2 separate regions of the Mus musculus genome follow, and region 2 is linked to region 1. A link is a contact called in ENCODE Hi-C or POLR2A ChIA-PET data. All regions are on one chromosome and are shown on one strand. Each heading gives the region's core, a stretch centred on a gene start or an enhancer-like site at or near the end of the contact. The rest is flanking DNA. Distances are from core to core; before and after follow the strand shown.

Region 1 (5,209 bases), core at 61-2,560:
AAACACTATGCTGTTAAGTGCATCGGCTGAATTAAAGAGTCATTTTTACGTAAGCCAAATTTCTACTTTAACGTCAATATTTAGGGGTAAGGTTAAGGGTAATGATTAATCACTAGAAGTGGAGGAAGGTTTTCAGTGGAAACACTAACATGGATTAACCTACTTTCAGCCTCTGAAACAAGGTGGGAGGACCATGAAACAAACCCAGGAACTTATGACTCAGGGTCATGCTGATGAACAATCACCAGACTATGCTGTAACACAGATAGATGTCCAAAGATGTAGAAGCGATTGGAGTTCATGCAACACACAAAAAAATGCCAAGCTTCAAAGGGCGGCTCAGTGTCCCCCAACACCACCCCTGTGTCGGGCAACCTTAGGGAGTACCTGTTTAAGGCTCTCTGTACACGTTCTGTAGTGTGCGGTTCTCCAGAACCCAGAGCCTCGGGGGCACATATGTGCATGGTTCTTTGATTACAAGGTGCAGTCTCTGCAGAGGAAGCACTCAAAGGTGCTCCAAATAACCAAGCCAGGGAGATGGGGGAGACCCCGGCCAAGATGTGAGCTGCAGGGAGGTCTTCCGTGCTATGTCCCCGAAAGAGGGTCTTTCTCCTAAGAAAAGCCTTGGGCCCGAGGGTGGGGGTGAGGGGTCCGATAGGGTGTGCATGGGCAAACGAGGTGGCCCCAGAGGTGCTGGCTGCCAGGCTGTCACGTTCCAGCCGCTGCAGGTGTGGGTGCCGCCGCCGCCGCCACCGCCCGCCAGTTTCCCAGCCCCGCGCGAGCGCGCGCCGCCCGCCCGCCCCAGAGAGCGCGCCCTAACCCGCAGCGGCGTCTCAACGGCTATGCTGTGGCCAGCACCCCAGACGCACACCGCGGCTACTCAGGCCGCCCGGGCCAGGGTGAGCAGCTCAGCGGCCTGGAGGCTGAGCATGCGTAGGAGCGAGGGCGAGGCCAAATGCGGGCAGAGAGCATGCGCAGTGCTTGGACACGCTCGACTACGTGGGAGTCTGGGCATGCTCGGTGAGGACCGCGGCCCCGCGCACGCGTAAAAGGGCCCGACGCCCGCAACCCACTGGTGGAGGAAAAAAAGAAGAGAAATCACCTCAGAGTTACGTCAGGAAAGGCCGCGTTTTGCGGAGAGGCCGTAGTCCCCGACCGGGCCCGACGTCCTCCTAGGGCGCGGAGCGTGACGGTTACTCACCGCTCTTCAGCCCTGGGGCAGGCGCCAAGCCCCTTTCCGCTCACACTCGGCTCGCGCAACCCGCAGCCTCCACTGCCGCTGTGATTCCATCCATCTTGAATTTGACGTCATCCCACACCAGGGATGAGGTCATCGCAAGCAGCGCTCGTCACGTGCGTGGCGCTGGGATTGGGTGCCGGGCGGCTGGGGGCGGGCCGAGGGCGGGCCTGCGGGAGCGCGGCCGCGTTGGGTCCGGCGCGTTGGTGCCTCTCCGGTGAGGCGCGGGCACGAGCAGCAGAGCGTAGGGACGCCCCCAGGGTACGCATGTGGTCGCGGAAAGCCCCTGAATGCGGAATGTGGAGCTATCGGGAAAATAGCTCATCTCCATTTCTTCCTCCTGGAGAAAGCGGCAGTGAACAAGTTGGGTTCCCAGGTTCCCCTTATTCGCTCTGTGGCTTTTTCAAACACATATCCAAACCTTACCCTTTTAAAATGGTGTTGAAGCTGGGAAGGGTGGTGCATGCAAGGAATCCCATCATCCAGGACACTGAGGCAGATTTCCCGTTAACTATTCTGAACTACAGAGTGAGGCCCTGGCTCATTTCAAAACAAAAGACAAAGAACGATTAACCTTTTTCCCTGCAACACCAGTTCTCTTTTAGCCTCTTTGCATGAAAATTACAATGCCATTTGTCAGATGACTGTACGCCAAAACCAGGCAGCTGGGTAACAAATGCCAAACTACAAATTCCAGCTGTGAAGAAAGGGTCTCTAGGCCACGGAAGTTTTCTAGAGCCTGGAACATAGCAGCAGACAGTCTCAACAAGTGAAATTTCTGTAACAGACTTTAAAAATGCCTAGATCCGCCGGGCAATGGTGGCGCACGCCTTTAATCCCAGCACTTGGGAGGAAGAGTCAGGCAGATTTCTGAGTTCGAGGGCCAGCCTGGTCTACAGAGTGAGTTCCAGGACTACAGAGAAACCCTGTCTCCAAAAACAAAAACAAAAACAAAACAAAAGCCTAGATCTTAAATTAGGTGTTCTATGTTTCAAGAAGTGTGTGGTTTTCAAGTATGCTTCTGAAGGTGGGTTTTAACTACGTGAATCAAGGTGAAACAGCATTATGAAGTGTGTGAGGGATATGTGGAGAAAGGAATCTTGCAATAGGTAGATCCATTGGGGGGGGGGACAGACTCCAAATGAATAACTCTGAGTATTTAGTTTTTTTTTTCATTTCAAGACTATGCCCTTTAGAATTTCACACTGAAAGTTCTCTTCTGCAATCATTCAAGGGTTTTTTTTTTTTTTGGTTTGTTTATTTGTTTGTTTGTTTTTAATGTATTTGTATTTGAACTGTATGGCAGTTAAGCAAGAAGTGGTCTTGTAAAGAGGGATTTGAGAGGACCACACACCATTGGGCCTCTTTTTTACATGCAGAAAATCAGTATGGAGCTGCAGAGCCTATGGCCCAGAGAGAAGCCAGATTCGTTTGTTTTGTTTTGTTTTGTTTTGTTTTGTTTTGTTTTGTTTAACCACATGGAGTGCAAAGCAACCTCCCTCCAACTGTTTGCCAGCTCAGTTGCTGTATCTGCAGTGCATGCTGCCTGTACTCTGGTGTCTCCATGTTCAAACAAGGTTGCCAGTTCTCTGAATCTGACCTAACTGCCAAATACAACAGAAACCTTTGGATCTTTCATACACCTCTGGCTTATGATATATTATTGGTTCCTTCTTCTAACTCAGTGACAGTGCTGTGCCACTTTGCCCTGGACTTCCTGCCCCTGGTTTGCACCTTCGTGGCTTCCTGTATTATTTCCTTTGCTACCTGCCCATCCACACACTTTTCATTTCTGAGGTCTGTGGTCTTACTTTGCGTTTCTGAGGTCTGTGGTCTTGCTGGTCCTGTTACTCTGTGCTACCTCATCTATGCCAGGGAAGATACTCTGGCAGTACAGTCACTTTAAGTGTGTGTGCCCACACCCATGTGCACACACAAAACTTTCTAACTGCTCTTCCAGCCTCCAGGTTTTACTCCACCCTGGCTTTGCAACCAGGGTGGAGACTTATCTTATTTTAAGATAAGTCTTAAAATGCTACCTTACTCCAGTGTGAACACTAGGTTCTCCATTGTTTTTAGGGGAGAATTGAACTTCATCCTGTGATGACTTAATAGCTTGACCCCCATCTGTGAAAGCAAACCTTGCTTGTTACCCTTCTCAACTCACCTCTGGGCTTCAGGTATGTTGATTCCTCACTGGAGCTACCCTGTATCTTCTACCTTGTCCTGTCATCTGTAATTGCTCTGGGATTCTGTTGCTTCTATGCTCTTCCTGTCACTTCAACTTTATTCTAGGGTTGATGCTACACCTCTGTGCTCATTAGTGCCTTTTGTGGGGTTTGTCTATTGCCACCTGTATGTGCCTTTGAATTTGTCCCCCATAGGCTTCATGCCTGGCTGTGTGTGGAAGACCAACTCTGACAGTGTGGTCATCGATCTAAGGAGGGGATGTGGGGTTGGTGATAATGTAAAGCAGGCGCACACTCACACCTACTTGGTGGATGAAGCAAGCTTCAATGAGCAAACTCTAACAATGTCACACATATACATACATACACACAACATACATACATACATACCAAACATATATTCCTACATTCATACACATTCACGCACATTTGGTAGATGGAGCAAAGCTTTAACAAGCAGGCTCCAACAACTTTATTTTTTCTTTTAGCCTTTTTATACCATCTAAGACAAAGTTATCTGTGTAAGAAAACAATTACCTCATAGCCACAAGTTATGTATTCTCCAAAACCAGTCACCACAAGGACATACTCTTCAAGAACAGATTAAAATCATCACGCAAAGGAAATTACAACAGAATTATTGATTGTGTATTCTTCTTTTGAATCTCATACCTAACTAAACATTTCCCATCTATAATTCATGGTAATCACAAAGCAATAATGCTTTTGTCATTGTTTAACAACGTTTAAGCAAGTTTTTTTCCCTATGCTTAGTTGACGATTTTATTTACCAAGAAACAGATCATCTACCTTACATTTTCTTTTTGAAATCTTGTTCAGCTAAACTGGCTAATCATCTATTCTCTGTTTTTATAGTCACAATAAAATTATTTGCTCTTTATTCATAGCTTTGCCTTTTCATGGTGCACCTGTGACCACATCCCTAGATCATGAAATCCAGGAACTCAAACTGTGCTGGTTTGAATAGGTTTGCCGCCCCCTCTTCCCCGCCCCAGACTCATGTGTTTGAATGCTTGGCCCACTAGCAGTATTAGGAGGTGTGGCCTTGTTGGAGTAGGTATGGCCTTGTTAGAAGTGTGTCACTATAGGGGTGGGCTTTGAGGTTTCCTTTGCTTAAGCTCTATCCTTTGTGGAAGAGATTCTCCTCCTGGCTGCCTGTAGAAGACAGACTCCTTCTGGCTGCCTTCAGATCAAGATATAGAACTTTCAGCTCCTCCTCCAGCACCATTTCTGCCTGCATAGTGCCATACTTCCAGCCATGATGATAATGGACTGTACCTGTGAAACTGTAAGCCAGCCCCAAATAAATGTTTTCCTTTATAAGAGTTGTCTTGATCATAGTGTCTCTTCACAGCGATAAAACCCCAAGACACAGACCTAACCTAGAATGAAATGTTTTCTTTGAGCATTAATTTGTCCCAAGCCTATTTTTCTCTTCCTAGTACAATTACATACATGCAATTGTTGAAAGCTTACTGTATGCCATTTTTAACCTATGCAGCCCTCACTATTCTACAAGATAGGGTCCACATTCTACTCTTACTTCTAACTGTATTAATATATTTAATTAATTCTAACTTTAGAAGTTAAAATAATTAATTCCAACAAACATTTCCTTAAAGTTTTAATCAAGTACCCTAACTTCCTAAGACTATTTAAATAAAATCAGGCATTCTGTAAAATCATTGACTCATCTAAACAATATGGAAAATCTCCCAGTAGAGTGGACCATCTCCAGGAAGTTCACCTCCCCACACAGATT
Region 2 (5,028 bases), core at 1,785-4,284, 35 kb after region 1:
AAGAGCCGAGTGTGAAGCATGGCTTTTCCAGTTCTTTCTCTAATTCAAGCCTCACCAGAATTATTCTGTGCTTGAGTTTCATTAAAACTTAACTGTTTCAGGCTCCTTCTAAAGGTGTGTGTGTGTGTGTGTGTGTGTGTGTGTGTGTGTGTGTGTGTGTGTTTGAAGCATTTGGACTTCAATTTTTTCCCCTTTGGACTGGCTACAAAGCTTTCTTAATTTCCCTTTTCAAAATTTGCTCATGTAGTTTGACATTTGTGTATAGAGATGAAGAAAGAAAGTAGACTGAGTGGTAGATCATTTCCAGATAATCTTTAATCAGAATAACTCATCGAGGGAAGCAACAACCATTTAACAGTTTGTATCATAAATGAGCAGAAAGAGGCATGTGAAAATCCTGCATTGTGTATAGAGTTTCTGATCCTTGTTTGCTAAGGGAAATATCTGTAACATCTTTTTTGCTGCACGAAGGCTTCTCTGAGTTGGAGCACACCAGATGCTGTCTGCCACATCCCTGGAGCTTACATTCCTCAATCGATAGCAGGAGATGGGAAGGAGGAAGGAAAACTATTGGGGGCTTTTACAGTGATGGGGCTTTTATAATGCTGATGTTATGATTTCATTAAGTAGAATAACCAATGATATCACTGCTCCTGGGAGCAGGCTTGTGATTGTTTAAAGAAAGATTGTTTAAAGAAAGATGACTCGAGCTATTCAGTGCCACTTGGTTGAAAGGTCTAACAGGTAGTCAGAGTCCTCACTTTTGCGGAGACCACACATCTGTCTTCAGGTTCCAGAACCCCACCAGAGATGGACTCCAGCACTTTTCACAGCACAGTTATCTACAAATACAGAAAATAATACATACCTGAGAGACAATATATAAATGTAAACAATGTGGTAAAGCCTTTGCATGTAGCAGTAGTCTTACAAATCATGAGAAAAAGTCAAACTGCAGAGAAACTCCATAAGCACAGACAGTGTGGTAAAGTTTTGTGCTTCCTGGGATCTTCATACAAGAGTAAAACCTTTAGTGTGTAATCAATCTGTTAAAGCCTTTGCATATCTCAGTAGTCTTTGAAGTCCTAAAAGAACTCATACAGAAGGGAGTCTATAACTATATAAGATTTTATCACTGCACACACAAAAGATTAATTGAGAGAAATCTCTTTAATGGCAGCATGTATTTAGCTCTGGCTAATGCTCAAAGAAGATCCAGCTGGGAATAGATTTTAATTTCCACCTATGCTGTCACCCTTAAGCCCCTTTTAGGTTCAGGTCCCAGGTTAATTTTTGAACAATTTAAATATGGACTGGAGACTGCATGTCTAACCAATTAGACAGACACACAGCAAATATAGTCCCAGAATTACTTCTTAAGTACACCAGTGTCCTGAAACAACATCAGTGACAGGTTCCTAAGTACAAAGTCCCAGAGGATGAAAAAGACATGAAAAGTAGAAGGCAGAAAGTTACAAAAGCTGGGGTGGGGAGGCCTTGCAGAAGCCTCTGTGTATGAATGTTTAGCTTCCCAGTGAGGAAGATGTGTTGGCTAACCATAGTGCTCCACTGGGTTTGTTATCTGGTTCCTGTTTGCCTTCCAGGGTTCACATACTTACCAGCTGAAAAGTAGCTGCAGTTTACCTAAGCCCAGCATGAAGGACTCAACCCAAGTGAAATTAGAGTATTTGGGGGTTTATTTGGGGGTAGCTCTCTAGTGGATTCAGTGATCCCAAGGAACCAGAGAGTTCACTAGTCCCAAGGAGGTCAGAGAAGTTATGGGATGGGAGTATAAGGAGCAGAGGTGGGGAGAAGGAGCTAGCAAGGCATGCAGGGGGGAGGGAGATGGAGAGGGAAGTGGAGGGAGGAGGGGGAAGGGCAGGAGAAGGAGGAAGGAGGAGGCAGAGAGAGAGAGAGAGAGAGAGAGAGAGAGAGAGAATGAAACAGAGAGACAAAGAGTACAAACTGTCAGGATTATATAGGAAGATCTTCTGGAGACAGGAAAGCTCAGGGTACAAGGTGGGGTCTGCCAACTTTGCTATGTAACAGGTGGAGACTGAGGAGAGCTGGGAGAACCTGGAGGTTCAGCTGTAACCTTCCCAGCCTTGAGCAGGCTAAGCAGACCTTGAACATTCATCTTGACAGGCCTTATCAAGCTGGATAGAGACATGTGTCTTGGCTGCAGTTGCAGGTTCCCATGGGAACTTAGCTGTTTTGGCTGCCTGTGCTGACCTTGTTCTACAACATATTCCAGCTAAAGAAGGGGATGGGTTTTGTGGTTTTTCCCTTTATAAACGTAAAGCCTATTATTAAACTTTGAGTCTTGATCAGAATCTTTGTCTTGACTTCATTCTTCTCTCGCGTACCCCCCACCCCCATCTTTTCATTTCCAGCACCCCTTTCAGGTAAACTCAGTTCTCCCGCGGCTGCTGGATGGCTCCACCCAGCCAGCTTTGGTGTGTTAAATATATGCAGATCAGAAGCTGGTCCCGGGTCTGAATCCCAACCGCAACAAAACTATTGTTTCCCCAAATCTCTTTTTAATCGTTAATATCCTGGGCACCCTTCCGCTTGTAGGACAGATTGATAACTCCACTGCAAGTTGAGCTATGCAAGCTAACTACCTTGATTCCAGGAGGAAGGCAAACAGTCTACTGAGTGAGGAAAGCTCAGGCTGAAAAGTCAAGGACTTGCTGAGCACGGGGTCAACTGTTCACATAGGGGAGGAGCAAGCGGCTGAGCAGTGATAGGTGCAGTGGTGGTTCCTCCCTGGGGCTGTGCGGGGAGACAGAAGGGTAGGCTATTGGAGGACCGGCACAAGTATTACAGAAATGAAAATCCCTGTAGATCTGGAAAAGGTCGTCCCTGGATTTGAAGCTTGGTCTGAGAACTTCTACACTGTGTGGCTTCAGCACACTCTAACTCTAAGGGAGGTGCTCGACTCACTCAAGACTTACTGGCCAATCAGAGCCTCCAGGCAGACCTGCGTGTCAGAAGAGAAGGCGGGTTTTCCGGGTGCGGTGGTGTCGGTTTCGCTTCCTGGTTGAGTGCTTGAATGGTTCTGTGTGCCGTGCTCCGTTTCCTGCGGTTGGATGCTGTGGATTGTGCACAGGCAAGCTCCGAAGTTGCGACATGGTAAGCACAGGGTCACTGCCAACAATGGGGAGAAGCAGGGGTCTCAGCAGCGCGAGCTGGTGTGGTGGGGCTTTCACAGGACTGAATGGGAATCGGCGGCCACGTGTGAGGTCCTAGCCACTTGGGGGACCCAGCTGTAGCCTCTGAATAACTTCACTGTGGGGGCTGCATCTGTGCAGAGCATTTGGCCTGTGTGTAGAAAGATCTTTGGCATGATCCCAAACTCAGAGAGTACTAGTTTCTGCAAGTTCTGTTCTTACCATTTGCCATTAAGGTGGACAATCCATTGGAGTTAATTTTGTGGAGGTTGTAAAAGACATCTCATGTGCTGGGTAGCAATCCAATATCAAGCTGTGATGTAAAAGTGCAGGATTAATGATCTAAAGGATTTACTAAAGCTTAGGAGATAGTAAGGCACTCCAAGTAGAATTTATCTGAGGGTGGACTGCATGTAAAACATCCCACAGATAGGTAATGTGCTAACTAGGGCTGTTAGAGATTAGGTTGCTAGGATACACAAGTTAATTCACCCGGATTGTCCAGAAATTGGGCACCAAACCATAACAAAGGAAACAAACTTGATTTACTACCATCCACTAGGTTCATCTTCATATCAAAGAGCAGGCCTCTAACAGGCTGGTCTATGGGGCCTTACAGGATCACAATCTACAGTAAGGCCTGGTGTGGCATAAAGGTTCAGTTTTCTTCTTGAGAAAAGCATAGTTCTGCCACATGGGTGAGATGATGCCTAGTGACAACCATGTGAGAAGGTAAAAAAGAAAACAAAACAAAACACTGTTGTATTGAGTGCTAAGTTACACTTTCCCTGAGGTTTCCATATATGGAGAATGACATAGCTCCTCATGAAACCCAGGAACATGCTTGGCAGAGCCAGTCACAGCTTGGGGCCTAGGCCTTGGGAGCTTTCCCTGAGGCTCTGGGTATAGAGATAAAACAGAGCTTCTTCTCTAAGACCTGGAATATGCTTGGGAGAGCTGGTAATAGTCTGGGGCCAGGGCCTTTGGGAGGGGTTGCTTCAGATTCTGAGAGCACAACTCTTCCCACCGTACGGGGTTGTGGTTATCAGTCCCAAGGCCATGAGAGACTTGGTCAGAAATTTTTTCAGATACACTGAGTTTCCCCTTGTGCAGCAACTATTTGATTAGACTTCTCCTGAGTGTGTCCCATTGTATGATGCTTCTGCTGACTTCATAGTTTCTTCATCTTTCTCCTGACTTCATAGATGTCTCCCATCTCCTTCCTTTCCCTCATGTCAATCGTGTACAAGATGGTATTCTTTAGAAGCTTACTTAGCATGAGCCATAGCTTGTGTAAGTCCTCCCCACCCCAGCTTTTTTACTTTCTACCTTTTCCTTTTCCAGTGTTTTTCATCATCTGGAGCCTTCCACTCAGGACACTCTCACTAACCTGCTGTGTTAGGGCACTGGTGTACTTAAGAAATGATCCCGGGGTTATATTTGCTGTGTAAATTTCCCATCTGTCTAAGTGGCTAGACTTGCAGTCTCCAGTCTATATTTAAATTGTTCAGAACTTAACCTGGAACCTGAATCTAAAAGAGACTTAAGGGTGGCAGCATATGTGGAATGCAAAATCCATCCTCGTCTGGCTCCTCTTTAGTATTAACCAGTGTAGCTGGTCTTTACTACTTTATGGTTTCTTCTTTTAACACACACTTAATCCCCTCCCCCCCCCCAACTCCAACCCCCTCCTCTTTCACCCCCTAACACCAGATAGGACAGAAACAAGGATGGAGGAGAAAGAGATCCTTGAATCTAGTTTCTTTTTTTGTACTGGCCCCTCACCTCCCCACCCCCAGCATGAGTCAGTCTCTGATGCAGGGAGCAAGGATTAAAGATAGGAAAGGCAGAAAGA

What was found. A loop is a pair of places that touch in the nucleus more often than their neighbours do. ChIA-PET counts read pairs that join two places held with the same protein, here RNA polymerase II (POLR2A).
Region 2: a loop to region 1 is called in a map of heart, with 6 times the contacts of the local background. The contact joins the promoter of B230307C23Rik here to the promoter of Zbtb21 in region 1. A Hi-C loop is called at or near these places in 16 of 37 maps with a recorded cell type or tissue (T-helper 1 cell, T-helper 17 cell, T-helper 2 cell and 6 more). POLR2A ChIA-PET finds 5 or more read pairs at or near these places in 4 of 5 experiments (Patski and embryonic stem cell).

The regions. Positions count from the first base shown.
Region 1 is chr16:97,961,312-97,966,520 of GRCm38, forward strand. It overlaps Zbtb21 (zinc finger and BTB domain containing 21), which reads right to left and starts at 1,311. Exons shown (of 3, transcript NM_175428.4): 1 at 1,103-1,311.
Region 2 is chr16:97,994,302-97,999,329 of GRCm38, forward strand. B230307C23Rik (RIKEN cDNA B230307C23 gene) reads left to right here and starts at 3,035. Exons shown (of 4, transcript NM_001362093.2): 1 at 3,035-3,135. The coding sequence starts at 3,133. It overlaps C030010L15Rik (a long non-coding RNA gene), which reads right to left. Exons shown (of 5, transcript XR_001781957.2): 3 at 3,396-3,486; 4 at 2,625-3,150; 5 at 298-842.